Linked DNA regions of Mus musculus: region 2 is linked to region 1. Evidence: chromatin loops called from intact Hi-C (ENCODE). Cell type or tissue: left cerebral cortex. All regions are shown on one strand. Each heading gives the region's core, and the rest is flanking DNA. Links, peaks and the distances in the headings are about the cores only.

The links. A loop is a pair of places that touch in the nucleus more often than their neighbours do. Peaks named below come from ENCODE experiments on the same cell type or tissue, not always from the same donor. Only the 100,000 strongest peaks of a DNase experiment are listed, where the experiment ranks them.
Region 2: a loop joins it to region 1, with 3 times the contacts of the local background. A loop is called at or near these places in 2 of 42 quality-filtered maps.

Annotation. Positions count from the first base shown.
Region 1 is chr1:160,962,209-160,977,653 of GRCm38, reverse strand. Rc3h1 (RING CCCH (C3H) domains 1) reads right to left here. Exons shown (of 20, transcript NM_001024952.2): 15 at 15,170-15,383; 16 at 14,085-14,175; 17 at 13,814-13,946; 18 at 12,534-12,704; 19 at 11,866-11,981; 20 at 2,678-10,007. The coding sequence ends at 9,857. Among named protein-coding and RNA genes, the nearest start is that of Serpinc1, 8.7 kb to the left of the region's middle. In left cerebral cortex, for the core only: no CTCF peak of the experiment used is centred there; DNase peaks (open chromatin) are centred at 8,195 and 8,834.
Region 2 is chr1:161,163,878-161,179,322 of GRCm38, reverse strand. It overlaps Ankrd45 (ankyrin repeat domain 45), which reads right to left. Exons shown (of 8, transcript NM_001368766.1): 7 at 15,109-15,151; 8 at 8,816-11,611. The coding sequence ends at 15,132. It also overlaps the pseudogene Gm51252 and the pseudogene Gm6185. Among named protein-coding and RNA genes, the nearest start is that of Tex50, 12 kb to the right of the region's middle. In left cerebral cortex, for the core only: a CTCF peak has its summit at 8,411 (motif pointing right); a DNase peak (open chromatin) is centred at 8,423; H3K4me3 peaks cover 675 bases.

The sequences.
Region 1 (15,445 bases), core at 4,897-12,896:
CTTGAGACTTGCCTGCCACTGTCTCCTAACCTCTGGGAATGAAGCTGTACTACCATAGCCATCAAGATTAAGGTATCTAAAAAGCCTGTGCAAAGTTCCACAATTAGAGCTCATTGATGGCAGAAAGTACTTTTGTCTTCTATTTTGTTAAGCATATGGACGTTTAGTAGTTGATAAATTCACTTTTTGTTTTGGGATATGGTGCAGCCCAGCCTGGCCTGGAATTTACTATGTAATATAAGTGGCTTCCAACTCTTGTTCACCAGGGTACTTCATTTATGGGCCGCCACCATCTCCTGCCTGACTACTTTTTTGGAGTGTGGGCGTGTATGTAGGTGAGACAGGACTGTCCTGAAACTTGCTATGTAGATCAGCCTTGACCTTGAGCTCAGAGGTCCATCTGCCTCTGCCGCTAAGAACTGGGATTAAGGTAGGACATCATGCCTAACCACTTTCTTCCCAATGTTTTATTTTTTGATTTACTTACATACTGACCAGTTTTCCCTTCCTCCCACCCAGTCACCCCACCCCACTTCTCTTCAGAAAAGGGGAGGCCTCCCACGGATATCAACCAGCTTTGGCAGATCATGTTGCTGTAAAACTAGGTGCATCTTCTATTGAGGCAGCTCAGTAAGGGGAAAAAAAAAGAGTCCCAAAGGTAGGCTGCAAGAGTCAGAGACAGCTGCTGCTCCTGCTGTTAGGAGTCCCACATGAAAAAGCAAGCTACACAACTGTTACAGATGTGGAGAGAGTCAGTTCCTTGCATGCCTCGTGGTTCAGTCTCTGTGAGGCCCTCTGAGCTTAGGTTAATAGATTCTATCAGATTTCTGTGCTGTCCTTGACCCCTCTGGCTCCTACAACTTTTCCTCCCACTCTTCCATCTATCCTTTCTTAAGGTTAGGTGCTCAAACAAAAAAAAAAAAAAAAAAAAAAAAAAAAGGAGGTAGGTATTTTTTCTCTTAATAGCCAAACAGGTTGGAAAGCATGATTTTTTTTGTTTGTTTGTTTTGTTTTGTTTTGTTTTCCGAGACAGGGTTTCTCTGTGAAGCCCTGGCAGTCCTGGCACTCACTTTGTAGACCAGGCTGGCCTCGAACTCAGAAATCCACCTGCCTCTGCCTCCCGAGTGCTGGGTTTAAAGGTGTTCGCCACCACGACTGGCTGGAAAGCATGATTTAACTAGCTGATCATTTCAGATTCGCTGATCACTGGGACAAAACATTGATGCACATATAACACATTCACTTTAGTCTGAGCATGTCAGCCTAACAGGTCAGATAGTTCCTGCTTATATCCTAAGCAGGACAAGCTTAGGTTAAGTGGCAGACAGGCTTGGTTTTGGAATTTCCTTTTTAGATGTCATCATTTTTCAAGGATGGCTACAAGCACTTAACTATCTAATACCTTCTGAGCTCCCTTACCATGGCTCCTTCTGTTGTGGCCAGTCATGGTACCAGTGGTCCCCGTATTTAGTAATTGGTAATGTTATAACCCTTTTCTGGAAATCCCTATCAATTTTCATTGGAAAGTATTTTAGAATAAATTCCAACTATGATTAATATATCTATCTCTTAAAAATATGGGGCTGGAAAGATGGCTCAGCAGTTAAGAGCTTATGCTGTTCTTCCAGAGGATCCTGGTTCTAGCCCTAGTTACTGTCTGTAACTCTAACTTCAGGAAACCTAATGTCTTTTTTTTTTTTTTTTTTGGCCTCTACAGGCACAGCATGTATATAGGATACAGACCTATATATATGAACTGTGAATTGAACATCCCCTCCGTCTTACCATTTAATATTCAACATGTAGTCAAACAATCTTTTTTTTTTTTTCTTGGTTTTTCGAGACAGGGTTTCTCTGTGTAGCCCTTGCTGTCCTGGAACTCACTCTGTAGTCCAGGCTGGCCTCGAACTCAGAAATCCGCCAGCCTGTGCCTCCCAAGTGCTGGGATTAAAGATGTGCGCCACCACTGCCTGGCCCCAAACATTCTTAATTACATAAAAGTATGTTACTGTTACAACATGCTACATTTGAGTTTACTTCATGTCTTGTAATGTGTAATAACTCACCTCCCCCTTTAAGACCTTAAGTGTGTCTATGTACCTGAGGACAGAAAGCAGTGGTTGGATCCGTGGATTTAGAGTTACAGGTAGTCCTGAGCTGCCTGATGGGAGTGCTAGGAACTAAACTCTGGGCCCCTGCAAAAGAAAACAACACTTTCAACTACTCAGCCATCACCTCCCTTCATGTTAACTAGAGCATGGTCTATAAGAGATAATATAAAGTTACTTTAGATTATATTTAATGACTTTATATTATATTTAAAAGACTTCAGAATAATTGGGAGCCAGTTGGTAAATAAAAAGACAAGTATTCTGTTTGAGGAAGGAAGATCATTTTGCTTGGGCAGAAAGATGCTCTTGGCTTGATAAGACGTCATAAAATAATGTTACAGCTCACTGACTATGGGTCTCGCAGCCTCTGAACCAGGCCTGCCTCTCAATTGCAGCATACTCAAGTCTACAGCAATTCTGGGTAGAGAAAACTGACGCCCAGTGTGCTTACTTGCATAAATTAGCTTTTAAAAGTTTTTTGTTTTTTGTTTTTTTTTTTTTATCAACAATCCCAAGACGAGAACGAGGTGGCAGACTCATTGACAAGAAAAAGACTACACACTGTTCCTCCTCATTAATTTATCATTTAATATAAATGCTGACAGAAAGCAGATAAAGACCTTTAGACACTTTCATATATTTACAATCCAAAAGGTGAACCACCTCCTTCTATTGTTAAAATGAATCCTTTTATCTGCAACTTACAAGAGCCTTAAACCCTAATTAGGAGCAACAAGAGGCTGAGTCAGTTTCCAAGGTAATAAAGGAAATAGCATTTTAACAAAATGTGCCATCTTTAATATAAACAACATGCACACAAAGAATACAAAATTAAGAGAGAAGGCCTTAATCTTCTCAAGAATATGCAACACATGGTCCATGTACTCGTTCAGATCCAGAGGTCGGCAGCCCTAAACACACTCCTAGTTCTTTTTTCCCCACCTCATTTGTTTTGAAAGCTGTTTAAAAACGGAAATATTAAACAGATTAAAGAAAGGGAATGTTCCATTTCAAGCAAGGTTCTTTTTTTTCCTATACAAAAACAACTTTCAGAAGATAATGCCTCTAAATGCAAATCTCACTGTTGGCCAGGCCAGATGGGAAGGAGATGGTCACAGGCTGGCCAAGTCCAGCCCATCCTTTGTCCTCAATTGAAAACATTTGGAAAATGTAAAATTTCACAAAATTCATTCAGTTAAAAGTTATCTCTTATTTTAAGACTCAATTTAAAAAACCTTGTGAGCAGGTGGGGAGAAAATGTCAGAAAACAATAGGGAGCCGAGGCAATGGAAAAACACAGGAATGGAGGAAAACCTTTCAAAGGGGGTCTTCCGTAGCACTGATTCTGAGAAGGGACTTCACACTCCCCATAAAGCCATCTCTATTCTGACTCAAATCTCATAGCTCCTTTACTAACTTAAGATTACTCATGTTAAGTATACCTCTGCAGGGCACAATCACATACAATCAATACGATTGGTAAATTACATAAGCTCTATCCCAAGCAAATATGAATCAATGTTAAAGTTATTTTTTAAAAACAAAACAAAAAAACTAAGAAAAATCCACCCAAAAAGGTGATAATGAGTGCAGAATGTCTCAGGAGACTGGTGTGAGCCGTGAGACCAACTGACCATAGGCAGGGAAGGGTTTCAGGGGTAAAAGGGAAAAGACCACACACGAAGAGGAACCTCACAACTGGAAAGCAGTTAGGTGGGTGAGAAGTTTGCTCATTACCTTAGTTCACTTCCTGTATCACTCCTGGAAAGTCAGACTCATTACTGAGGCCTAAGACCAGTGAAGTTTTTTTTTCTTTTATATCCAGAAAGTTGGGAAGACAAAGGATAAAAAAGGGTAAGGGGAAAGTGAGGCAAAAACAAACCAAAACAAAACAAACCCCAAAACCTCTCAGGACTGTCTTAGCTAAACAGGAATCATAGCTTTAAAGGCTTGTAAGAATACAATTTTATGGGGTGGTTTGGATATTACTGTGAAATGTCAGCCAATGAACAGAGAGAGAGGCTACACCAATAAATTATAAAAATGACAATTTTTAAAAGGAGGACCAAAACAAAACCAAAACCCCAGAGCGCTATTCACCCAGTCTTGCATCCTTTCCTTGACTTTTCCTGTGTTCACTGGAGCTGGGACCACCTGACAGTTTCCAGTTATAAGATGACTCTGAGTGTACAACCTAATATGGGAGCCAAAGACTTGTGAGCTCTGTCTACATATGTAGCATTAAAAGACAAAACACAAAACCAAATGAAGAACCAGAATGAGTCTTCAATAAAAAATAAAAAAAAAAAAGCCACCTTATCTACTATATAATATAATATACACTAGGACAACAGACTCCACAGGGTTTCACTCTTCTAAATACACATTTTTCTGACACAGTATTGTCTTAAAGTTTAAGTTTTCCACCTTGGGTTACAATGCCTTACTTTCTTGTGAAAATGAAGGTTATTCTGCTCAAGGTTAAGTTCAGGGAAATTCAGTGTTTGTCTGAAATCCAGAGGCTCTAAGAACAATTCCAGTGCTAAGGGAAGTCCCTTTATCACAATGGGATTCCAAGGGCTCTTTACCCACTTATTCAGTGTAGTATTGAAACCTACCTACTGAGAACACTTATTAGAAGGTGTCATTTGCTCCTGGGGGTAGCAGTTTCCTATTCTTTATTAGTGTGACTAGAATTACTAATTAATTAAAATCTGTTACTTGTGAAAACACCTCTAGCAATTACAGAAATAGAATCTTAAAATCTCAAATGTTATTTCCTGTATCTTTTGAACAAAACAAAACAAAACCAGCTCTTTGAAGTGAGTGGCTCAGGAAAGCTGATTGAGAACGTTAAAAAGAATGTTAGCACAATTTACCAAAAACTCCCAGCCAGTCATTTCAGCAGGAAATTTTAAAAAGCTGAGCTGTTAAAAAAAAAAAAAAAAGCCATAGCTGTCTAAGGTAGACATCGATATGTTTCAGATGAAATGGTGTCAGTGTAGACTGCCCGTTGTCTCAGTGACGCTGTATCTGAGCTCTATCTTCAGGGATGACATCCCTTTGCAACACTATAAGCATATATTAACAATTAAGAGTTTAACACACTTGAACCTTTTATAGGGCAATAGTGTAATACTGCAGTTAATTTGCAAGGTCATTACTTCCTCTTGAGAACAAATTAGGATGTAATAAATCGTTACGGATGGTTTTTACACAAAGATTTTACATATTGAACTCTTTACTTGATTCTTTAAAAGCCCAAATGAAAAATATATTGAAATTTCATTCTACCATCATTTGTACATAAAAACAATAGCAAATGAATCCCATTTAGTAAAAATAAGATGTCCCTGAACTTAAGTCGAACAGGTACTAAGTAACTACCGTTAACTGTTTCTCACAAGCGTCAAGTTCAAGAAGAATTCCCAGACCCAGGACTTGACCATAGTGAAAGTACATTGTCCTGTAGGCACAAGTGAAAGTACAGAGACGCACAGAAGAGAGTAGTACATCAAGATAAGCCCCCAAAGGGAGAGTGAGTTGCTTAAACAAATATTGTCAAGGGTGATATTTACTGGTTTAGAGAAACTGATAAATTTTCATTACTTTTACATTTTGTAAGGCCAGCTAACCTTAACAGTTAACTTTAGACATTTACACAGTACAATCAACTTACAAATACTACCAGATTTCATAATCAAAATGGCTACTATTTCCCCTAAAACCAAAACAGAGTAAAGCACAAGTCTTTGGCGCTCCTTAAAGAAATAGCAGGTTATCATTCTTTGCCAGACCTTTGCTTGCCTGCCAGTAGGGCAAATACCACATCTGTGCATCACTGAGTAATAACGCCATTAGAAAAGGCAACTTCACAGAAGTTATTGGCTAAGCGAATTCATTTGAATGCTCTGTTTAGAAGCAGCAAACTGTCACTGTTACAGATTGGGTAAGTCAAGGGGAAACTGCAGAATGGCAAGGGGTCAGGAAGAAAAGAAAAAAGACAATCATGGGAAACTTAGGAACTAAATTTCAAGCTCCCACACTCAAGCTCATGGGAGTCTGATGGGATCATGTATCCAAGTAGCACGTGAGAATTGTATCCATCTTCTGCTGTTAGGCAAAAGAATAAATACATGGGAAAACCACAAGGGAAGGAAGATGAGAGAAGGAATGACCCACATTAATGCCGTACGTGCCAAACAAGCTCTTACACATTCTGAGTAGGTGAATATTTGTAATTACTAATAATAGTGTCTTAAACATTGACGTCATTTGAACATCACTACCAGAAACCTATGGTACAAGTTCTGTTTAAGTAGAAAAGTAGTAAGGAATGGCTCTTTGGTCACATTCAGACTCCTACTATCAACAGGAAACTGAGTCTAGATACCCCATTCTCAGTTCCTCCATCATGTTCCAGAGACTCACGGAAAACAGACTGAGCCTAAGTACTTTTTATTCACGACAGCTAACATACTGGCGTTGTTTCTGAACAAGTATGAATATGCTGCTGCATAACCCTTCCAGAATTGTCTGTTTCATCTGAGATGATTCTTGCTCTTGGATACAGTAAAAAGTAATCACCTTCAGAAGAAACCATTTCAGTGAAAAGCCATACCCATTGCTGAGTATGCTGAGCATGGCGGCACATGCTTGACATTCTTCCAGTGCTCGCTCACAAGGCTGGCGCAGGGTCTCGAGTCAGAACCAGTATGGGCTATCTGCTAAGACTGTCTTAAAAGGGCAGGGCTGGTGGTGCAGAAGCTCTGCTTCCTATTTGATGGGCTTCCTTTTTTTAATGTCTCTAAAGACACAAATAAAAATCAATGGTTTTCATATTTTAATAAAAACAGCAGTTAAGAGTCATGAAGTTATGCTTCAATTTATTGTTGTCTCATAACATTGACTTTGTTAAGGGGAGAAAAACCCCTCAAAGTTATGAGAGTTTTTATTGAATCCCTAAACCTGCCAGTGGGCACAAACAATACTGCCTACCCCCTGCTCCCCAAAAAACCCCACCTAAAAATTGGTAAGGGAAAATGACTAAATAGCAAAATTGTAGGCACAGTCTTTCACTTTCTACCCAACCCAGACTGGCTATAGAGAGGGGCTTGGGGAACTCATACTACCATTTAAAAGACTAATTTTCTCCCTAAATAAAAATATACCTAAAAGGATACTAGTGCACCGCAGCAGAGTACATTTTGGGGGTCTCATACACACTACAATGAAAATTTACTTTTATTCTTAACTCCAAGAAAACCAATATGCAGATTTCCCCCTAGTTATTCCAATTTTAAAAACAACAACAACAAAAACCCATCTGCTTCTAAGACTTAGGAATTATCTTGAAATGTCCAAAGGAGGTAAGACCCACCCAAATCTGTCTACTGAAGGCAAGAGGCCAATAATGTGGCGTTTTATAGATATGCAGAAAAATAAAAATCCTGTCAGGCATAACATTTCTCTCCTCATCTCAATAAATAATGAGTAAAGTATAAATGTAAGAGTCATTTTATCTTAAAAAAAAAAGTCCAAAAAAAGCAAATGTACAAATGTGTATTTAAAATTAAAAGGAAAATGTATGCATCAACTGAGAAATGCCTCACCGTCATTCGGTGCCTCTACCTCCCAATCAGTCATCTTATTGCAACAGCTGCGCTCATGCGAAGAAATCTTTAAAACATACCCGATATATATACAGATATAGCCATGTATATATGTATATATATAATATATATATAAATTTTTATTTAAATAAAAAAGAAAGCTCGAATCCCAAGCCAATATGTGTATATCAAATCCTTGACCAGCCAGGTCTGTAGGGCATAATCAAATTCAATGTGAAATAGTATATAAACACGGTGCCTTGACTGGGCAAATTAAATAATCGCTACTCAAATGAGTGTTCTGTTTGGATTTCCTACTGGTAGGCAATGGCAGGACTATTTTTCCCTTCCCACCCCTCCCACTCTTATCCCACCCCCACCCACTTGTTTCAATTAACAAGATGATGGACACAGAGCTTAGACTGAGGTGACGCAGACCTCAGCAGAGTTAAGGGTTCAGGAAATAGAAATAAGAAAAATATAAACGTTTGCTTTTACCCAACCAAAGCAATGCAGTAACTTATTACATAACCAGTGCTTTCTTGTTTTGTAGCATCATCTAGAAAGGGAAACTGACGTCAGGCAATCAGAGGGATGGAGTGATTCTACGAAACATTGCCTTGCTGAACTCATTTTAGAGGGGCTTAGTAAATTAAGCAAACAGTGGTTAGCATTAGAATATGTGCAGCAGAACTAAATAAAAATTCTTCCTCACTCTTCAACTTTTTCATAAACATTTTTAATGTCAGAAAGCCAGGTCTATAAAAACTCACTTCAAGTTATTTATAGTTATTCTAGTAATTCTGATTACTGACAAGTGACCAAAGCATGAACTACCCTGAAGACTCAGTCAGTTTCTATCTGCCAAATCTTTAACGCTTTTGAAAGGAAAACAAAAATTCCATTGAAATAATATGTCCTTGTTTACTGAAGCTCCTATCGAGTGTTAAGTTTTATTTTAATTAAAAAATTTTCTTCATTGTGTCTGGTGTCCACAAGGGCCAGAAAAGGGTGTCATGTCCCTGAAAGTGGAACTGGGAGACACCCTGCAGGTGCTGCCAAGAACCCGGGAGAGCAGCCGGTGCTCTTCTGCTGAGCCGGCTCCCAGCTTTAGAGTATGGTTCACTGTCCTGGTTTTTCTATTCTAGGGTTTCAAGACAAGTTTAATTTGTAAACACAGCTCGAATTTTCCAACATGAGCTCCACATAGGAGAACAGGAAATGCCTATTTTCACTATTAACAAGCTGAAGTTCATTTCTTTTCTTCTTATTCTGTTTTTTCCTGCCTCAACATCTTGAGGCCAGGGATTACAGGAATGAGCCATTATATCCAATTCAGAGTTCATTCTTAAAATAAAATAATCTTCATTTAAATCTAACTAAACATTGTAAACACTAAATAGGCTTTCAGATTTTAAGGAGATAATGCAAGGAATGCTTGACACCAAAATGTGGCTCAAACAATCAACTGCATGTTGACATCTCTGAAAAGTTGAAACTAAAACCATATCCACTCAAATAAACTTTTAATGTTGTAAAAAACAAGTATCTATCCACAGAGCTAGTGATCCAGAAACAGGGCTGGGGTTAAAGAATAGCTCTAATAAAATTAGTTTGCTGCACAGTTTCTAATAACCCAATCTATTACCACAGAATTCTTGGAAACGGTGCATTTTTGTCTATTTTAGTTTACAGGGTTGTGAGAGTTGGAAAGGACTGGGGAAAAGGAATTATACACTGGGTATGTAATAATACCAAAATACAAGAAAAACCTACTTCATTAAGATCATACAATTAATCAAACAGAGTGTATATATAATATCTTCTTTTTTTTTAAAGCCCCGGATCCAAGGCGTCCAAAGTTATTAAAATAAAGTTCATTCACAGAACAAAAACAAATTTAATCTGAATTGCTTGCAGATACTGCTAATTTTTTTTTCTTAAAATTAAAAAAATGCATCAATGTGAACTATGTGCAGGTTTGTTTAGTAGTGGTGTTTGTGCACATTGCCTCCGGTGCTTTTCCTGGACTTCACTGACCACTCAGAGAAAAAGTTTAGAAGTTATCCATTTTTCTATCCCTATGCCCCATGAACTGATTAGGAGCAGAAGGTAGAAGCAGGTGCCCATATTCTAGGGAGCAGAATTGGAAACAACTCCTGATCTCTGGGAATCATTGTTATCTCCTCCTCCCTCAGAGTCTTCTGACAGATTCAAAGAGCTGGTCTTGTTTGATAGGAGGCTGAGATTCTCTTGTGTCAAGGCTGATCCATTTGGTACATCACTGTAAATTACATGAAAAAATAGTTGGAATTTATAGAAAGAGAAAAGCAATTACTCTAAATAAAATCCAATCAATAGGGCTTATTATTTAGCACTGTAGAAAAACATGAGGCTGGAGTAGAGCACATGCCTTTAGTTCAAGCAGAAGGCAGAAGCAGCTGGTCTTTATCAGTTTTAGGTTAGATTGGTTCCAGGCCAACCAAGGCTAGCTACACAATGAGACTGTCTCAAACAGCCAAAATAAAAATAACTACATAAATAGCTTCCAAATATTGATTCTAACTCCTCATCCACACTGTAGCATAGATGATAAACTAAAACTGACAAGCTTCCTACTCTATACGTATAGGTTATAGCAGAACACAACCTGCATATACATATTAGAAAACTGAACTAAGAGTTAAAACAAACAGGCATGGTAGAGACAAGCACTTGGGAGGAAGGGACAGGTAGTGAGACTCCTCCCCCCTACAGCCCCTAACATCCCAAAAGACCCGTAGCTTAAAATATTTGCTGGCTGGAATTTAAGAAAAAGTGCCAACCTCCTATTTACCAACTTTATTTTGAACCTAGGCAAGCGTATAGATTCAAAATAGTCACTGGGCATGGTGGCGCACACCTTTGATCCCAGCACTTGGGAGGCAGAGGCAGGCGAATTTCTGAGTTCGAGGCCAGCCTGGTCTACAGAGTGAGTTCTAGGACAACCAGGGCTACTCAGAGAAACCCTGTCTCAAAAAACAAACAAACAAACAAACAAACAAGCCAAAACCCAAGAAGACAGCAACAGGACAATTAGAATTCTTTTCTGTTTGATTTTTTTAATTTTTGAGATAGGATATTTCTACATAGTCCTGGCTATCCTGAAACTCACAACATAGACCAGGCTAACCTCAAACTCAAACAGTAAGTGCTATGAATAAAGGCATGTACCACCATGTCAGGTTATATTATAAATTCTTGTTCTAGGTAATCAAGAGATCAACACAGGACTAAGGATTCAAATCTTCAAATATGCCAAAGAGAATAAATAAGGATATACAAATGAATTAAATACTGTATTATGGGAGAGATCAAATAAAAACGTTGACTGTGGATGGCCTAATCCCACCCTGTCTCAAACGACCAACAAACCCTAATCTAACCCTACAACACTAGCAAATTTAAGTGTTTTGTACATAACTGAAAGGGGGGAACATAACCCTGGAATACAGCTTAGTGGTAAAAAATATGTGCTAATTTGTGAGGGTCTGAGCTCAATAGTCAGCATGAAAATGAAACAAAAACAGTAGCAATAAAATGGGCAGTAGGTTGGCTTTTAATCATTTTTAAAAAATGATTAAATGAGCTATATATTATGTTTTATAAGTCAAAAGCATAAGACCACACTTAAAGCAATGAGAAGAAAATGTAATCAGAAAATGTACTGAGCCCCAGTAAAGTGCTAAGTTTTGTGTATACACGTGTTTTGATAGTCTCACTTTGTAGCCCAGACTAACCTCAAATTCCTCTTTTCCTACCTCAGCCTCTCCAGTGCCCGTAGCTATATCCTACTCTAACTCCTAAAGTAAAATTTTAATTCTAGATTTAGTAAAAATATATTCTTTTCTCCTGCTGAGCAGTGGTGATATATGCCTTGAATTAAAGGCCAGCCAGGTCTACAGAGCGAGTTCCAAGATAGCCAGGGCTGAATAGAGAAATCCTGTCTTGAAAAAAACCCAATGAATATATTCATATTTTCTTATTTTTTTAAAAAATAGATCTTTTAAGAATCAAAACATTCATACTTTGTGTACGGTAGGATGATAGTTATCTCTCTCTCTGGTTAAAGTCTATAGAAGTGTTCCTGTTCCTTTCTTTACCTGAATGTCAATGTAAGGTCCTCAGTGCGGATCTTGTTTTGGGGCTCGGGCTGGCCATTTTCTGCTTGCTTGCTTGTACCCAGTTTGCTTTTCATGTCTACAGAACACTGGTTCTCCTTAAAAGAAGAGGAAATAAAGTCCGTAATCTGTGGTGTAATGGGTTAGACCAAATTCACACAACACGGATTAAAAAAACAAAAAGTCATTCCTACTTCACTAAGAATTAACAATAAAAAACAGGTAGATGAGAGAGTATACACTAAAGTATACAGTACAACCCACCTTTTCTCACTACCTTTTGAAAATGCTGCAAACTAGCATGAAAAAGCAGTACAGAGAACAGTGTACAGACTATATATCTCTTCTATAAAAGACCATGAAAAGTAACATTTTATTGTGTAAACATATCTTAATATTACAGAGTCCAAAAGAGCAACCATCCCATCTGCTTCCCTAATGAGTACATTAAACAGAAACTTTAAAATTTCTAATTAATTCCCTTGTTTTCCCCAAAGTCTTTGACAAAGGACAAACCTAAAATAATAATACCACCAGATGACAACTCATCTTTATTAGAATCACCCTAAATATTACTTATTCCTCAAGGTACCTGGAATCAGCTCTAGAGTCACAGAGTTCATTCCACCTTCCCCACCTTCAGCACTCACCATACTCAATTCCCGGGTCCTCTTCCCAATTTCTCTTTCCACCTGATGCAGTTCCAAGCTGAGCTGCTCACTTGAGATCATTCCAGGCCATTTTGGAGGCAGCTGAGGGGGCTGTGGCTGGCTTGCCAGGGTGTTCACCTCCCTCTGTAACACCAGCCGGTTACTAACAGCCTAGTGCACAAAGCCAAGCACACACATAATTCAGCGCACCTCATGCCACATAGAAAACACTTTACCCAAAGTATTTTACCACTAAACTAGCCACAAGTTTGCAGTAAAAATAACCCAACTATAAACACATTTTGTCTTAATAGCACTTGAGAAACATGGTTTTAATTTTAAAAGATGTATTTTATTTTTAAGGGAGAGTGAGTTTTAAAAGATGTGTTTTATTTTCGAGAGAGAGAGACAGAGACAGAGACAGAGATGGCGTGTGTGAATGTTGCGATGTACACATTAAACAGAAATGCAGATGCCTATGGCTGCCAGAAGGAGAGCTGGATCCCCAGGAGCTTGAGTTATAGGCAGTTGTAAGACAGGAACCAAACTTGTATCCTCTGCAAGAATGGTAAGACATATTTCCAGCACCAAAAATAATTTAATCTTTTTTCCTATTTCAAAGAGAAATCAATTATAAATGTGTATCTTTCTTTCTCATTGCTATTTTCCATGATGTAAATCCTATATTTTTTTCTATAAAAACTCAATGTTCTTGAGGCAGGCTTTCTTTCCTTTTTCCTCCACTACTGTTTATTCTCAGACAATATTCTTTTTCTATTAGCCAAGAACTAAATTTAGTTCTGAATCCTCTGAAGAAGGGATATCTATACTAACGTTAGGCAAAGGCTTTAAAATTACGTGCTGCTTTACTGTGTCTCAGAACTTACTATTTAAGGAGACTGGAGAGGTGTTTTGATGGTTAGGATCAGATACCGCTCTTGTTGATGCCCTGGGTTTTGTTCTCAGCATACATGTCAGGAGGCCTACAACAACTGCTATAATTCCAGCTCCAGGCAGATCCTCCAACATCTGTATTCATGTGCACATACCACCCCACAAAATACATATACACGATGAAAGAAAATTATATCCAACTTAACATTCTTGGGAGCTCTTCAGAACTAGAGCACAAAACGGGCACAGTGCTGAACACTGAAAGCTCGATGTAAGTACCAATGTGGCCACACAGGAGGATCCTGAGTCTGAAGCCATGTGGGCTACACAGTGGTACTCTACATCAAAATTCCTGACACAAGAAAAAAGTATCTGTAGGTCTGTACCTCTAGTCCTCGTAGCTGGGTCTGCTGGCTGATCTGATGGTTCAGCTGCTGCAATTCTAGCCGTAATTGTTCTCTTTCAGCAGATAGAAGGGGTTTTCCATGACTGGCCACTTCTGCCATGGACATTTTCTCCCTTTGGTAAAAAAGAAAGAAACCATTAGGTAAATTTTGTATAAAGTTTTATTTTGTGAAATCACTACTGACTAGAAAACAAAGCAAGGAAAGCTAAATGTTTCAGATATTTATAACAAGTGAACAAGAATGGCTGTACCTCTCAATGAAGTGTCCCTGAGGAGGTATGTTTGCATGAGGTGAGTATGGAGAATCTCCCCAGCCACCATGAGCTCCATATGCACTGTAATCTGTAAAGGAACAGTTTACTGTGGTTTATGATGTCATTTACCAGTTTGATTCATCTAAGGCACTATCATCCAGAAGGCAGCGGCACACGGTATCTGTCTCTGCAGAAAGCTGTCTGCCAAAATGACAATGCATTTGTTTCTTCCCCATTGAACCTTCAGGTTTTGCATACTTTCTTTTCACTGTGTGCACGAGTGTTTGAATGTAGGGGTGAGGGTTGGTGTCAGATTATCTTCCCAAAGCACTAGGATTACACACACAACACATACGCATACGCGCACGCACGCCTACATTTTATGTGGGTACTGGGGATCCAAACTCAGATCTTCTTTATCCAGCCAGTCACCTCCTCAGACTCCAAGAATCTTATTTTAATAAATAATGAAGTTATTTAAGATAAAAGTCACAAGCAGCACCCCCCCCCTTGAGACAGGATCATTAGCCCAGAATAGCCTTGAAATCCCTATGCACCCAAAGCTGCACTTGAACATTCCGATCTCCCTACCTCCATCTCTCCAGTACTAGGATTACTGGCATGTGCCATAGCTGGTTTATGTGGTTTGGGGTATTGAATACAGGGTCTCATATATATTAGGCATACACTCTATCAACTGAGCTTTACACCTTAGCCCCTCAAGCAGTCTTAATATAGAAAGAGTTAATTTTAGTTTATACTCCTAAAATTGCCTGAAGTGCAATTGCTTTCTTATAGGGAAAAGTTTAATAATTGCCTTTAAGAGTCTTAAAAGCAGGCTGGTGAGATGGCTCAGTGGGTAAGAGCACCCGACTGCTCTTCCAAAGGTCCGGAGTTCAAATCCCAGCAACCACATGGTGGCTCACAACCATCTGTAATGAGATCTGACTCCCTCTTCTGGAGTGTCTGAAGACAGCTACAGTGTACTTACATATAACCAATAAATAAATCTTTAAAAAAAAGTCTTAAAAGCACTGATAGAATTACATTGAGAATCATAATTACCACTCTAGGATTCTTACCGGAAATGTTAATAGATTTTGTGGGTGCTCCCTGAGGTGCTATAGCTTGCAGTGGGCCAGCACCCTGATACAGTGTTTTGGATGTTCGAGAGATGGCACCGAATCGAGAGACTGTTGGTCGGTCTCCAAACGGGATGAGGTCATCATCGCTCGTCTCCACTGCTCTTCTCTGAAGGTCCAACCTCTGCTCTCTCGTTCCTTTACTTTCTACATTCTAACAAAAAGCAAAAATGAGAGTATGTTTAGCATAATTTCTACCAGCTCTGTAAAGGGGTT
Region 2 (15,445 bases), core at 4,172-12,171, 200 kb before region 1:
GCACCTACAGACATGAAGGCAAAACACCCCGTACACATAAAATAAATCTTAAGAGGAAAGAGGTGCTGCCTTTTGTATCAAGCCTCTAGATGTTTAAAGTGAACATCAGTGTATCCACAAAGGAAAGGAACAGGAGCTCAGATGGAGTAACAAGACAGAAAGGGTAAGGGTTAGAGAAGAATGACAAGGAGTTGTCAGTGCACGTGACTTGTCTCACTTCCAAGTCACTGCTTCATTTGAAGCTTTCCTAACTTACGAATCTTATTATATTTCTTATGTGTCTTTCTTTGCAAAAATGCTCAGCACTGTATGAAATTGTTTTAACATCTGTTCACATGTTTTTAATTCCATAGGGTTGGGGATGCTCGTAATTGATAGAGTCCTTCTGCCCAGCATGTGTGTGGTCCTGAGTTTGATCCCGAGGACTAAAGAAAAAGAAAAACTTGCATATTGGGATTGGACCTTCTTTGAGGTGTTTGACCTTTGACTTACTCTCTAATGTATTATGTATACAATACCTCAACAAAATGGTAAGCCAGTCGCCCTGTCACAAATCCCGACACAGAGAGAATCATCAAGACAAAGACCTCAGAATTCTTTAAAACCATCCTTGAAAACCCTAAAAAATAAAAATATAATTTATAGTTTCAAAATAGTAATTCCCCTATTCAATCAGTATACATTGTATACCTGTGTCAATCTATACTGTAACCCATTACATATGTATGTGTGTGTGTTTGTGTGTGTGTGTGCATATATCTTACTGAAAGAGATGTTTATTTACATTTTCAAAATAATGTCATTAACATTCAGCCTGGTTATTTAATTTTCAACTTTTTCTGAGTCATAGTGTGTGTGAAGATTTAATATCTACTAAAAATGTATTTGGGTGTGTGCCTGTGTGTAGAAATTCAAGGACTCTACATGCCTTATGTGGGCTCTGGGACAGGCTTGTGTGAAGTGTGCTTTCACTTCCTGAAGCTCACTGGCCCACAGATGCAGTTTGTGAAGTCTAAGGTACATATATGATGGGCATCCCTCACAGAAGACTATGGACAATACTGAGGCTTCACCCGCCTCACAGTTATGCACCCAGGAACATATTAGAATCACTCCACCGGTATCTACCGATGGCAGAAAGTAAGACTCACTGACAGCCTATTTAGTCCTTGGTAGTTTTCCTGAGTCCAGAAAACTTTTGAGAGCAGCTTGTGTTCTTCCCAAGTAAATTTTCTTTTCCAGAGACCTAGAAACTCTCATCATAGGAATGTCATTGACTGGGCTACTTTATCTCTATGAATACCATTCGGTACACCTGCTGAATCTGTGATCAACATTCCGCAGGCCTTTATTTACAAAACCTTCTCTAATTTTTTTTTCTAGGCAGGCAAAGTGGGTGGAGTAAAGAGAAATCCCACCAAAAGCCATCATGGCGGCTGGAGGGATGCCTCCAGCCATCCCAAGTATGGTTGAGCATACTTGCTGATTTCCCAGAGGATCCAGGTTCAGTCCCCAGCACTGGCAGTCGTCGCAACTCAGAAGCAGCCATAACTACACAGTTCTAGGGACTCTCATACCCTCTACTGGCCCTGTGGGCACTGCATGTGCATGGTACACAGACATACATGCAGGAAAAACATTCCTATACATATAATAAAATGGAATCTTTTTTTTTTTTTGAGGCAGGGTGTTTCTGTATAACCCTGGGTATCTTGGAACTCACTCTGTCTGGCCTCAAACTCAGAGATCTGCCTGCCTCTGACTCCCAAATGCTGGCATTAAAGGGTGAGAGCTAAAGAAGCCATAATTCGCAAGATTACTAACATTGAGTACGTGAACTGTGGATTGTTTGTTTGTCTTCTTTGTCTGTTCGACGAGCTGTCTCCCCTTATCTCAGATAGTTTGATCAGGGTAGGCCTGGTCATGTAGGCAGCATCAGTTACTAGAGAATCCTAACATTCATTCTCTCTCTGTGTACACTTAGCACTACACTGCCTCATGATTATTTGTTTGCCTACCTCCCCCCTGAAGGAGCTCCATGATGGCAGCCAGTCTCGTGCTTCTTAATGTACTAGCCACCCTCTCGTGCTCCGCCAGTGTAACTGAGTAAAGCAATGGGTATATGCACAAGAGCTCCTTAAAAACTGTGCGGACGGCCTTCGTTCCCATCTTGAGGTTCCACTGGCTACTCTTTGGATGAAGCTGTGATCTCCTACAATGAGAAAAGGTTCTAAGGACAGAGGAGAGGCTAGCCTAGCGACTTACCTCCCAAAACAATCGTGGCACATATGAGAATTATGAAGTGCTTCTGGGCCACAAAGTAATCCGCTGGCCTCCCACAGAGTAAGTCAGGCTTGCTGCCACTTTTTGTTGCCCAAAACGAAAAACTGTTGTTTGACATTGCTTTTCCAGGGCTGCCTTGCACTATGGCAAACTATTCTGTTGTGACATGGAAGAACAAGGAAAAAAAGAAAAGGAAAAAAAAAAAAAAAGACCATGAGACCTGCAGTTCATCTACACCCCACCTACCTAAGGTGGGTAGCACACTTTCTTCCTTTTCTTTCTCTCTTTCGTTTGTTTTTGTTTTGTGAGACAGGGTTTCTCTGTATAGCTGTATGGCTGTCCTAGAACTCTCTCTGTAAACCAGGCAGGCTGGCCTCGAACTCAGAAATCTGCCTGCCTCTGCCTTCCAAGTGCTGGGATTAAAGGCATGTGCCACCACTGCCTGGCACTGTTGCTGTCTTTAGACACACCAGAAGGGGGCGTCAGATCTCATTATCGATGGTTGTGAACCATCATTTGGTTGCTGGGATTTGAACTCAGGACCTTCAGAAGAGCAGTCAGTGCTATTAACCGCTGAGCCATCATCTCTCCAGCCTGAGAATTTGATGTCCATTCAGGTTGTAAACACAGTCTGGGGCACAAGACAAGCACACCATACACTGCGGATGGAGTGGAATCTTTAAGAGGAAAGAAGCAAAGACAAACATCACACTCCTCAGTTCCCACGAGTACAAATCACTCTGGGATTCCACTCCATTACCCCAGCTTCAAAACTCATTTATTTTCTCTCTCTCTCAGAGACTGAGGAAAATTGCATCATATCAGTTAAGGTTTGGAGTGAGGACGGGGTAAACCATATTTTTTTTTAAGACTTGAAAAGATTTGAGGTTTGATCGTGTGATGTCTTTGATTGAATTAGGAAAAAGTACCTCTTCCTCGGGGCCATGAAGCCTGACAACAGGCACGTGACTTGTCATAACAACAGGCTGGACTTCCGTTCCTGAAGCCCCACTGAATTGGTGTCCTGTGTGAGACGTAGCCTACATAAATGTATGGGATGGTCCTGGGAAGGACTTGAGTTATTTTCGCTTTTCCTTATAGCTAGCCTTAACCTAAGACTTCTTAAAGTCTGAGATAGCCTCGGGAACAGACTTTATCCTTTGCCCCCGTCACAAAGATTCTAATATAAAGAAGGAGGTAGCCACTACATCTTCAAGTCCCTCCCCACCCTCAAGTAGCTCTTCCGGTCCTTATCTCCAAGCCCTGGTTCCCATGTTAATGACCTTAAAGCCAAGTTCTTCCCCAGAGGTGTGTTCTTCCAAGCCTAAACTGGCTCAGAGTTGAAATCAAAACGCAGCCTTTCAAAATCCCAAAGAACAGGGCTCAGTTGGGCTGAGCTGTGTTGTTCGCCAGGGTCAGTACCACCAACTGATACCAAAGCAAAAGCTGTTCCCATTGGTTTCTTGCCGACCTGCTTTTTGTTCTGATTGGCTGCACTCATTATTCTCACCTCCAATCCAAGAGAAGTTATGGAGCTATAAAGAAACATGCACTTCTTAATGGCTACACTCTGCCTTCGCCTACAACTGTTTTTAACTGATTTCCTTTGCCTGATGTAACACATGAAAGGGTCAAAGATTATCCACATAGACAGAACCCTTGTGGTTGTAAAAACCGTACATGATGACTTTCTTATGCCAGTTCTATCCAGATCAGCCCTAACTCCCTTAACACTGATTCGGTTTTTGTTTTTTGTTTTTTTTAATTAAATTTTAGTTGGCATACAAAATAATAGGTTTCACTGTAACATCTTACATATGTATATTATTATAGTTGCTCACATTTGTGCCTTCCACCAGCCTTCCACACCCCTTCCTTTTGCTTTCATGTTCTGTGTCTTACCCACCCTCTTAGTCAGGGTTTCTATTCCTGCACAAATATCATGACCAAGAAACAAGTTGGGGAGGAAAGGGTTTATTCAGCTTACACTTCCACACTCCTGTTCATCACCAAAGGAAGTCAGGACTGGAACTCTAGCAGGTCAGGAAGCAGGAGCTGATACAGAGGCCATGAGGGATTTGCTGGCTTGCTTACCCTGGCTTGCTCAGCTTGCTTTATTGTAGAACCCAAGACACCAGCCCAGGGATGACACCACCCACAATACCCCCCACACACACACCCTTGATCACTAATTGAAAAAATGCCTTACAGCTGGGTCTCATGGAGCATTTCCTCAAGGGAGGCTCCTTCCTGTTATAACTCCAGCTTGTGTCAAGTTAACACACAAAACCAGCCAGTACATCCACTCATTACCCTTTCAGTCCCTTTAGTCTCCTTTCCTGATTCCTGAATTTCCATTTCTTCTTCCTCTTATTCTTATTTTTAAGATTTTATTTTTTAAAGACTTTATTTATTTATTATATGTAAGTACATTATAGCTATCTCCAGATGAGGGCGTCAGATCTCATTATGGATGGTTGTGAGCCACCATGTACTTGCTGAGATTTGAACTCAGGACCTTCGGAAGACCAGTCAGTGCTCTTAACCACTGAGCCATCCCTTATTCCTATTCGTATTCTCATTCTTAGTCTCTTTCAATACTCAAAGTTATCATTTTCCTCCATTCAACTCACTATGGAATTTTAGTTCTTTGCTTGAAGGTACAATGTCACCCACTTCTCCTCAGGACATAGTCATCAATTAATTCTTGATGCCTAGCATGTGACTGGGGACAGGGGTTCCAATCTAATTACTAGAAACAAATACAATTTCTTCAGTGAACACGAATCACCAATTTGTAGTGTACTGCCGTAGAGCACCGAGGGGAACATCACAGCAAGAAGCTGATGGACTCTATCATCTTCTGCATTGTGTATGTGTTAAAGAAACTCCAAAGCATGTCTCAGGTCCTAGAGACTGAATTTCAATCAACAGTTGTATATATGCCTCTGAAATCCAGTCTGCAACTTCATTTGTATAGATGTGCAGTTATTTTAAACCAGAGAGAACATTCACTTTGCTGCCTCAGTTTACCTCCCATGAGACCTAGCTCACAAGGCTTTCTTTCACCTGTGCTTTCGCATTTGACTCCCAGTTGTCACATTGACTTCACGCCACTGCCTTCCATCACTTTTCCCTGCTGTGTTCTGCTCCTGTCCCACTGTTGTCGTTTCTTGGTGCCACCAAACCTTGTGAGTACAACTCTTGTACTTTTAGGTTTCAAGATTCAGGTTCTCCAAGTCCACATAGCTCAGAAAACCTGGACAAAATTTATACTCAGCTCTGGCTTAGATGCGGTACTGAAAGCCAGAGGCAGTGCCTAACTGAGCTGCAGGGATGGCCAGGTGAGTCTTCATCACAACCTCATCTTCTGTTAAAGCCATAACAGAGTTGCTTCACGATTTTGAACAAAGCCAGCAGAAGGAACCGTTGATAGCCTCAGGGAACTGAGAGGCCGGCGTGTGCTTTGCCCAAATCCTGTCTTCTGATGGTAGACTATACTATGTGACTGAGAGAGACATGTGAGGCAGGTGAGTTCTTCGTAATTGGCCATCTCCCAGTATGCTGATTTGGTCAAGAGTGGACATTAGACCTAAGAAAGGTGTATCAAACCGTTCCTTATGCTGGGAAAAAGAGATGTGGCAGTTGTGTTGCATCAGGATGCAACAGTGATGGCCTCCCTAGAACACGCAGAAACCATCGCTCCAGCCACATGGAAAATGCCCAAATATCTGAAAGTCCCAGGGCTTCTTCAATGAGCGCCATTTTAAATGTTTCTGATTTCCTAACAGATACTCCCATGGTCTGTTCCTGGTTTTATCTTTTCCCGGAAGTCATTTCTTGATTAATAATAACCTGTGTCATCTACAAAGGCTGGGAAATGAAGAGATACTTCAATTTCTAACTAGTGGCACATTTATGTTTCTTCCCATTTTTACTTGAAAGCTGTTGTGTTCCCTTCTCCAGCTCAGTTCCTTTCTTCCTTTCACAGCTCAGAAAAGGCTAGGCGACCCTGGGGCAAAGCTGGGACATAATCACTGAATCACTGGGTTTATTACTTAAACATTATGGAATACTTCCTGGGACCGCCTAACAAGACCGCCTTTCTCTCTAGCTTGCAGGGACACTTCCTTCCTCCCACTAGTAACCTCTTAGAGGATCTGAAATGAAAGACTTCTGCTCGGCTGTACCTGAGGCTGGCAGCCATGTTACTCATGTTCCCCGCTAGACCCTCACAGCTTTGACCCACCAGCCAGTTACAGGACAAAGCCACATATTCTGAGCTCTGTTGTGCCACTTCATATTTCTGAGTTCTAACATGCGTATGTTATATTTTTTGTGTAAAAATAAATACAAAACTGTGCCCCTTAAGACAAGAACTTTATCTCAGAAGTTAGTGATTTTGGTAAGCAGAGAAAGTGTGTCTCCATTCCACATAGCTTCAAACAGGGGCTCGATTGGAGACTCCATTTCCAAGATGTCTCCTTCATGATCTGGGCAATGGCTGGATGAACAGAGCACAGTCAGAGCTGCAGGCTTGAGCCTCAGTTCCTTTCCTTGTTTGTCTCCCCACAGACTGGCTTCTAGGGCAGTATCTTAAGAGACTGAGGCAGAAGCCAAATCAACCTCTTATAACCTAGCATTGGAAAAGACATGGAACCATTGTCAACTATAGTCATGGGCTCCCTGGATTCAAGAGAGACCAGAAACTTGCATTGCTACATTAGAAATGATGGGACCACACAGTAAGAGGAGGAGTGTCTGTAATGGGAGATTAGGTTTGCCTGTACAACATATTAGATGAACATATTAGATGAACACTAGAGTAACTGTGAGCCTTTTACAATACTTTTTTCCCAAACATAAACAGTGTACTTTATTAAAAACAAAACTGTAACACAATAACTTAGGAATGACAAATCAAATAACATAACAAGATACAGACAAAACTAATGAAGAGACATTGCTTCAGCTCACACTAGTGATCTCCTTAAACTGGAAAAGCTGCTAGTCTAGTGGTTCTGGCCTGATCTGCACAATACATGAGTGCAGAATTGGTGCAAAACAAAACAAAAACCTTTGTGTGAAGCCACCTTCAAATAATTGAATGACATCTCTCTAGGACCAGGGCTGGAGCAGAAATGGTTAAAGTGCTATCAGTGTTAAGAACTACAGGTCTAAAGTAATATTAAAAAATGTCCTCAAAACAAAATCAGTAAACTGACCAGATCATTTCTTTCATCTCAGAAAAGGGAGGAGGGTCGGGCAGCTGCTTCCTACTGTTCTCTATCCATTGTTTGGCTAGATTCGTTGCCTGTACTGTTTTAATAAACAGCAAATAGCGAAAGGTAAAACAAGCTACCCAAAAGGAAGTTCTCACTAGTTTAAATTTACACTCTTGTAAAACAAGGTTAGCTTTCAGAAACAATCTCACATTTTAACTTTGCATCGATACTCGTCTCCTATTTGTTCCACCAAGGGGATCCAATAAGATGTACTAGCAAGAATTTATTAGCCTCAGCTGTATAAACGTATTCATTCCATGCACCACAAATAAGCTTTGTGGTGCAAAGGAACATTTGACAGAACAAGTTCAGAAGACCTGAGTGTTTCCTCTGAAACTGTCAAAACCTCCTTTTCCAATATAAGCATCTTCAAAGTCAAGAGCGTGAACAAAACTTTTTTTCATTAAAAATGCAGACACAAAGTATTTTGCCTGCAGCTGTACCACACCCTGGACAGCTCTCCATTAGGAGATTCAGTAGTTATTTATCCCAAACCCCTTCCTCATTTTTCAGGTTTGAAAAACGGATCATGTCAAGTATGGAAAAGAACTTTTCCTTTAGGTCTCCTCAAATTCAGTGATCCCATTTCTTCAGATCCTTCTGTCAGGACTCCACGTCAATCTCAACTCCTTCATTCTTGTCCTCAAACTGTCAGGCTGTTTGCACTCACATCTTCAAGAGCTGCCAGATCAATAGGCGGCAGAGGGCTCCTCCAATACTGGAATGTATTATACTGCCCAAACTCTTCCTTCTGGCTGTGCACCCGTCTGCTGCTACCTGCGCTCTCTACCCTGTCGCCGCCTCCCGCCGCCCGGCTGACCCGGTGTTCCTCCTGCTCGCCAGGAGGTGGCTCTCGGGCTCCAGGTTGCACCCTGCAGCTCCTGTATGCGGTCCCCGCCGCCGCGTCGCTTGTGGAGCGCAGACGCAGGCTCCGCCCTGGTCCCCCGCGTCCCCCTGGCGCTTGAGGGGCCGAGCCGGTGGGACCCAGAGCGGCGGCTCCTCGGGGAAGTCGCTGGGCAGGAGCCGCTTCCAAGGCACGCGGAACGTGAGCGGCTCAGCCGCACGCCGCTTGGCCATGGGCCAGGGATGGGGCTCGCGCGGGCGGAGATTCGAACCTGTGCCCTTTTACAATGTTTAATGTTAAAACATCAGTTTGACATCTAGAGCGTGAAAAGTTAGACACTAGGTCAGTTCTGGCATATGATAAAAGTTCTATCATACGAGGCATAAAATGAGAAAACGTGTAACATAAAATTCTGTAATGAAGCTTCATTTATTCGGATCATACTGTCACCACGTAGCCCTACTTTTTGGAGTTAAAATGTCTTTTGTTACATGACAGTGATAACAGGCAGCAGTTGCTATTTTAATGTTACATTAATACCATACCTTTATATTTTTACATTTTTATGACCAATGAAACACAAAACCTAAAGAACTACCAACTAGAACTGATCATAACATTAAATTGCCTCCCTTTCAAATACTGTGGAGGCGTTCCTGAACTGTTAAGTGTGTGCTTTTTAAAAAGTCATTAGTCTATGCAAGGTCAGAAAGCACCATGCAGCTAATGAAATCACATCAAACTCACAGCATAAGGGCATCTAAATCTCCTATTGATCTACGTATAAGTCAGTGCAACAATAGGTAATAATTGATATCATCTCTAGCAAAACAGAAGTTATACATACACAGATTTAAGTAAGTATTCAGACCCCACATCAAAGGAGTCTCTGAAATAAGATACAAGGATGCCATGGGGCCACCAGGTCCATGACATTCAGAACTACACAGTTGGGAGCGGGCAGACAGAGAGCCACAATGTTTGCTGTGCGTATGGCTTGTCTGTGGTACACTGACATAGGCAAGGCATAAGCTAAGGTTGGGAGCATTTCTATAATGGTAATCCAACTTCGTAAATGAATGAAGAGGGAGTGAGTTCTGAGTACAAGGTAGGACTAAGCAATTCTAGGTACTGAGAGTAAGGTAGTACTAAGTGCGTCAATTCAACTTCTATTCCCCGACTTACTATTTTACAAGCTCTTTAGGTATGAGGAAGGCCCCCAACAAAAAAGAGGCCTCCTTTCATAAAGGATGTCAACAAAATTGTTGAAAATAAAGGATTTTCAACAAAAATGTCTTCCTTTCATAAAGATCTATATTCATTCACATGGAGAGAGAAGCATGTGAGTAAATTATACAGGACACCGAATGAGGCTAAGTTACACAGGACACAGAATGAGGCTTCTGGCGCTGTAAATGTCCCCAAGAAGGAAAGGTTGGATCTTTGTAATATTGAAGATGGGGATAGTCATAGGGTGGAGAACCACCATTGTCCGACCAAGAATCCTAATGGAATCCTGAGAGGATCTGACAATGAGGGTCAAGAAGAGGAGAAGCCGATGGGGCATTCATTAGAAAAGGAGACTATGAGAAAGTTGGTATAAAGGTCCCAATTCAAGGAACTGTACAAATACTGTGCTAGCAAGTGTATCAAAGGCTATAAAACATCTGAGGACAAAGAGTGTGAGGCAAAGAGGGAGAGAGAAACTGTTCTAGCAGATGGTTTAAAATGCTTGTCTCACCTGGGACTAAAAGTACGTTTAAAGCCTCCCCTCCTAGTTACGAGGAGCAGAGACCTCGAGACCACTGCTGTGTTCATGATCAAGGCTCAGAAAACGTGGCTTAGAATAAAAATGACAACACCACCCATCCCCCAATGGCACCAAGGCTCTTCCTAATGATCTCAGTGCTCATGTGCACCAAGTGTCTTGAAAGATTGTCCTAAAAGGACCAAGCACAGAGCTCTGCCTACCACGAGCAGCAAATACTCTGGGTGCCGCAGAGACGGGCTAGTGTTCGGGTTTCTGCTGAATGGCAATCGCTCCTATAGAGAAAAGATCTCAGAAGTGGAAACTTGGGGAAACATTTTAAAACAAGATGACCTCAATAGCATGACCAAGAGAACATCACCTGACAAGTATGACTGAATGGCTCCCCTGTTTTCTTTCTCCTCTAAAGTGAAAAATAGTTTGCATAGCAAGACAATGAGGAGAAAGTGATAAAATGATTCTCCTATTTTAAGTATACATGTTCTATTTTCTATAAAAAACTTCCCCCAGAAAGTTGGAAAGTAATAGGAAGTTCGCGGTCCTGCTTGATTTTACTACCAAGAGTACTTTCTGAGGACCCTTTCTGTCGCCATGGCCTTTAAAACACAGGCAATGTAAGGGAGACCGGTGGGACTCAGCACAGTGGCAGTTACCGTGTACTGCCAAACCCTGAGAGGGGAAACCACAGATTTGTGGGCTTTCCTCAGAAACTATATCCCACCTTCCGGGTGAATTTTAATTCAGACAGCTAAAACCAGAGGACCCCACCTCTCGGGGAGGGGGGACTTCAATTCTTAGTATTTGCTTTTTGAAAGAGAGGGAACACCTGCTTTTCTTTTACAAATGGCTTCATGCATCTTTTAAAAATAGAATCCCCTAGTCAAGTGGAAATTTCTTGCCTCAGTTAAACAGAAAACTATTAGCTTCTCTGTGTGCTTGTATGCTTGGAGGACTCAGTAGAACTGAGCTTGGAGGACTCAGTAGAACTGAGCTTGGAGGACTAAGGAGGACTGAACTTGGAGGACTCAGGAGGACTGAGCTTGGAGGACTCAGGAGGACTGAGCTTGGAGGACTCAGGAGGAGCCCAGCTTGGAGGACTCAGGAGGAGCCCAGCTTGGAGGACTCAGGAGGAGCCCAGCTTGGAGGACTCAGGAGGAGCCCAGCTTGGAGGAGCAGAGGCCCAGCCCCTGAGCCAGGTGTGAGTCTTCTGAACAGTCTAACACAAAGCCAGGTAACTGAATTTGTACCCAGACATTTCTGCAAAACCCTGGATCTATTTCTTGAACTTGGCAGGAACGAGGAACAGGTTTGTCGTATTTAATACTGAAATGTAATGTAGCCTTCTACACCATGTGGCATCTGTAAAAGGCACATCCTTGACTTCTCTGGTGACCACGGCTTAGGTTATCGATTTGGCACTCTTCACTTGGCCTGAAAGAAGCAGATTTTTAAATGACATTTAATTAGCTTGAGATATGAAACACAATATAGCCAGTTTTTCAAACAATGGGCATAGAATACAACAGTATATCCTGGCCCGAATCAGCCATTAATTAAGCCCTGACAGCCTCTGACTTTCCTATAGTATGCAAAGCCAAGAGGATACACTTCCTACATGCTCGATTCTCCTGGTACGTATGGACCACTGCAAAGAGGACTCCCATTAAGATGCTGAACCTCTCCTGTCTTCATTTCTTTGATGTGAAGTTAAGGATCATTTCAGAGGTGTCAACCAGAGCCAGCATAGCATCTTATGATATGAAGAAGCCTAGAAGGCTGGAATGTAAGGGACCTGAGGAGAGAGGCAATTCCTCTGCAGAGGTGAGGCGGAGTGAGTGAGGGCTACTGGGACAGCTCAGTGGTGGGGATGGGATGGGTGGGAATGGACTATCTGATCAGTATTAAAGTCTAATCATCTCGCTTCTGGACTGCAGGGCTTGACTTGGACTACTTTGCTCTCCCTCCAAACCATTTCAGACAGAAAGCCAGGCTGTTCTCCCCGGCTTAAGCCCACTTCTCTACCGCCTTAAAGGTTTGTTTCTTTGTGTGTCTGAGACAGGGTCTTGCTATGCAACCCGGGCTAGCCTCAAACTCACGATCCTCTTGCTACAGCCTTCCAAGTTCTTGGATTATAGGCACACAACACCAAACACCTTGCGTAGGTGTGTGGGTGGAGGGCTGGGTACAGGTAAACCTGAATGTGCTGCGCATGCGAATCCACATGCCTTTGGAAGATGGAGGACGACCTCAAGTGTCCTGCTTCAGGACATGCCCACCAGTGTTTTCTGAGACACTCTCTCATTGGCCTGGGCTTGCTGATGTAACAAGGCTGGCCTGCCAGTTAGCCCCAGGTGCTAACTGTGCCAGTCTCCTCCACCACCACCCCAACACTGGAATTACAAGCATAGGGCATCTCCCTCATCAACATTAGTGGCTTCTAGGGATCAAACTCAGGTCCTCAAGTTTGTGAGGCAAGCATTTTACTGACTGAGCTCTCTCCAGACCTAAAAGCTCTGTAATGGTGTCCCACTGCCCATAAAGTAAAGCTTAAAGCCGTCAGACTATTTTTCAGTAGCTTTAATAAAAATGATCACAAGCTAACTTTGCAGCCTTGTTTCCTACCCTGCCTTAACAGGAAAACTACAGTCAGCAAAACGGGAGCCCTTCACTTCCTCCATTCGTCCCTCATTTGGACCTCTCACCAGTAGCCTGTGCTTTCACTCTGAAATGCTCAAGCTCTACCCTGGCTTCATGGTGACAATCCCACCCCACCCCCTTCATGCTCTCTCTTTTTTCCTTTGAGCCTCTCTAAACTTAGTTTACTTTTTTTGGTTATATATGCTTTATTCATAATCTACATGAGGAGCTGCCTGAGGTTGCCCCTCAAGGTACCCAGGAGGGTGCAACCTATCTCATCAGTAGACATTAGTTACATAGATGACAAGGGTTGGCCTCTCATACTACCTATATTAGCCTAATTGTCTCAGCCTCTTAGGGCCCCTCTTGACTAACATAAAAAGTGTAGGTAATAAATAACACACACACACACAAAGTGAAGTTGAACCCCATGCCACACCATATACAAAAAAAGTAGCACAAACGATATCACAGGACAAAAATGTAAGAGCAAAAGCTATAAAACCCAGTGAAAATATAGGCTACATCAAGGTAACCTTCAGTTAGGCAATGTATCTCTACTGCCAGTATTATCTTCATCTCAGCAATGACACTGACAGTTAACCAAAGATCTAGCCAAGAAAATGAAGGGAGATTCATGCAAACAGACAGTGCCATCTCAGACACATAGATTAGTAGCCAAAAAAAGGACTGCAAAGCTGTCTGCAAAATAATGGGCTCTGTTACCTCACAACACCACACACACTACTCTAAGTGGACAGAGTATCGTTGGCTTAGTGCTATGGCAAAGCTGCTCATTAACTGAGCCATGACACAGACAAGTGTCACCCACATTTGTGTAGGGGCTGGAGGTTAGAATTATTTTTTTTAAGATTTACTTATTATATGTAAGTACACTGTGGCTGTCTTCAGACACTCCAGAAGAGGGCGTCAGCCTTCATTACAGATGGTTGTGAGCCACCATGTGGTTGCTGGGAATTGAACTCAGGCCCTTCAGAAGAGACCATGTCTTAAATGCTCAAAGAGACTTCATGGAAATTTCCAGACTTTTCCAGAAACCTACTTCGATAGGCTAGAATAATGAAGATAAAGGGTCAAGTTGGCTAACTGCTGTCGTCTGCTAGGGTGTTCCTTGAGCAAGCAAATGGCTCTAACTGGAATTATTCCCACACTATGAATGAAGGAAGAAATTAGCCTTCCGTGGGAAGCACATCCAAATTGCAGCTACACATAAGAGTGGTGTTACAGCCGGGCGTGGTGGCGCACACCTTTAATCCCAGCACTCGGGAGGCAGAGGCAGGCGGATTTCTGAGTTCGAGGCCAGCCTGGTCTACAAAGTGAGCTCCAGGACAGCCAGGGCTATACAGAGAAACCCTGTCTCGAAAAACCAAAAAACCCAAAAAAAAAAAAAAAAAAAAACCCAAAAAAAAAAAAAAAAGAGTGGTGTTACAATTCTAATCTCCAGGCTGGAGAGATGGCTCAGTGGGTAAGAGCACCCAACTGTTCTTCCGAAGGTCCGGAGTTCAAATCCCAGCAACCACAGGGTAGCTCACAACCATCCATAACGAGATCTGATGCCCTCTTCTGGAGTGTTTGAAGACAGCTACAGTGTACTTACATATAATAAATAAATAAATCTTAAAAAGAAAAAAAACATCAATAAAGGCTTGGAGAAATTGGGATCTTCTGATTCACTGATGAAAATGGAAGATGGAAAACAGCTTTAGCAGTTTCTCAGAAGGCTAGACACAGAGTTACCTACTACACAGCAATCCCTCTCCTGTTTACATATCACAGAAAAAATGCAAGCACACAGCCATATGCATGACTGTTCATATCAGCACTGTGCATACCAGCCCAAGAGTGAAAACAAAGATGTACTCTGGCTGATGAATGGATTAAACTTGTATCCATACAATGGAATGTTATCCATCCGTATTAAGTGGCAATACATACTCCAGAATAAAAGAACAAAATAAGCATCATACCAAGGGATAGAACCCAGTCACAAAGGGCAATGTGTACGTTATGATTTTATTTGTGAAGAGCTCAGTGCAGCCAGAGCCAAGCCAGGCAGGATATCTCACATCTGTAATCCTAGTAAACTCAACAGGCTGAAGCAGGAGGATCACAGCAAATCTGAGGCCAGCTTGGCCTACATAACAAGCCCCACCCAGTCCATATAGGACTACATACCAAGACCTGACTCAAACCAACCAACCAACCAACCTGTAAGGATAGAAAGTAAAGTAATGATTGCCAGGGCTTGGGAGAGGGGGAGTAGAAAGTACCTGTTGATAAGTGTAAGGTCTCTTTATGAGGCAGCAAAATGACCTAAAATTAGAAATGTTGACAATTATACAACTTTGTGCATGTGCTGAAACACACTGATTGGAGCCTTTAAGGGATAAATTTCATGCAAATAGTATGACAGTAAATAAGGCTGCCATTTTGAAAATCTTAGGTATAACTGCCCATGAGATTATGATGTGTGCACTTCTGGTCTCAGGATATTATTTCCACAGTAGTTTTCCCCAACCAAAACCAAAATTATAATACTGAAAATCTTTTCCAGACTCTTCAACCCTGTCTCGCAGACGTATATCTTTTCCTGGGTGACAATCTCTG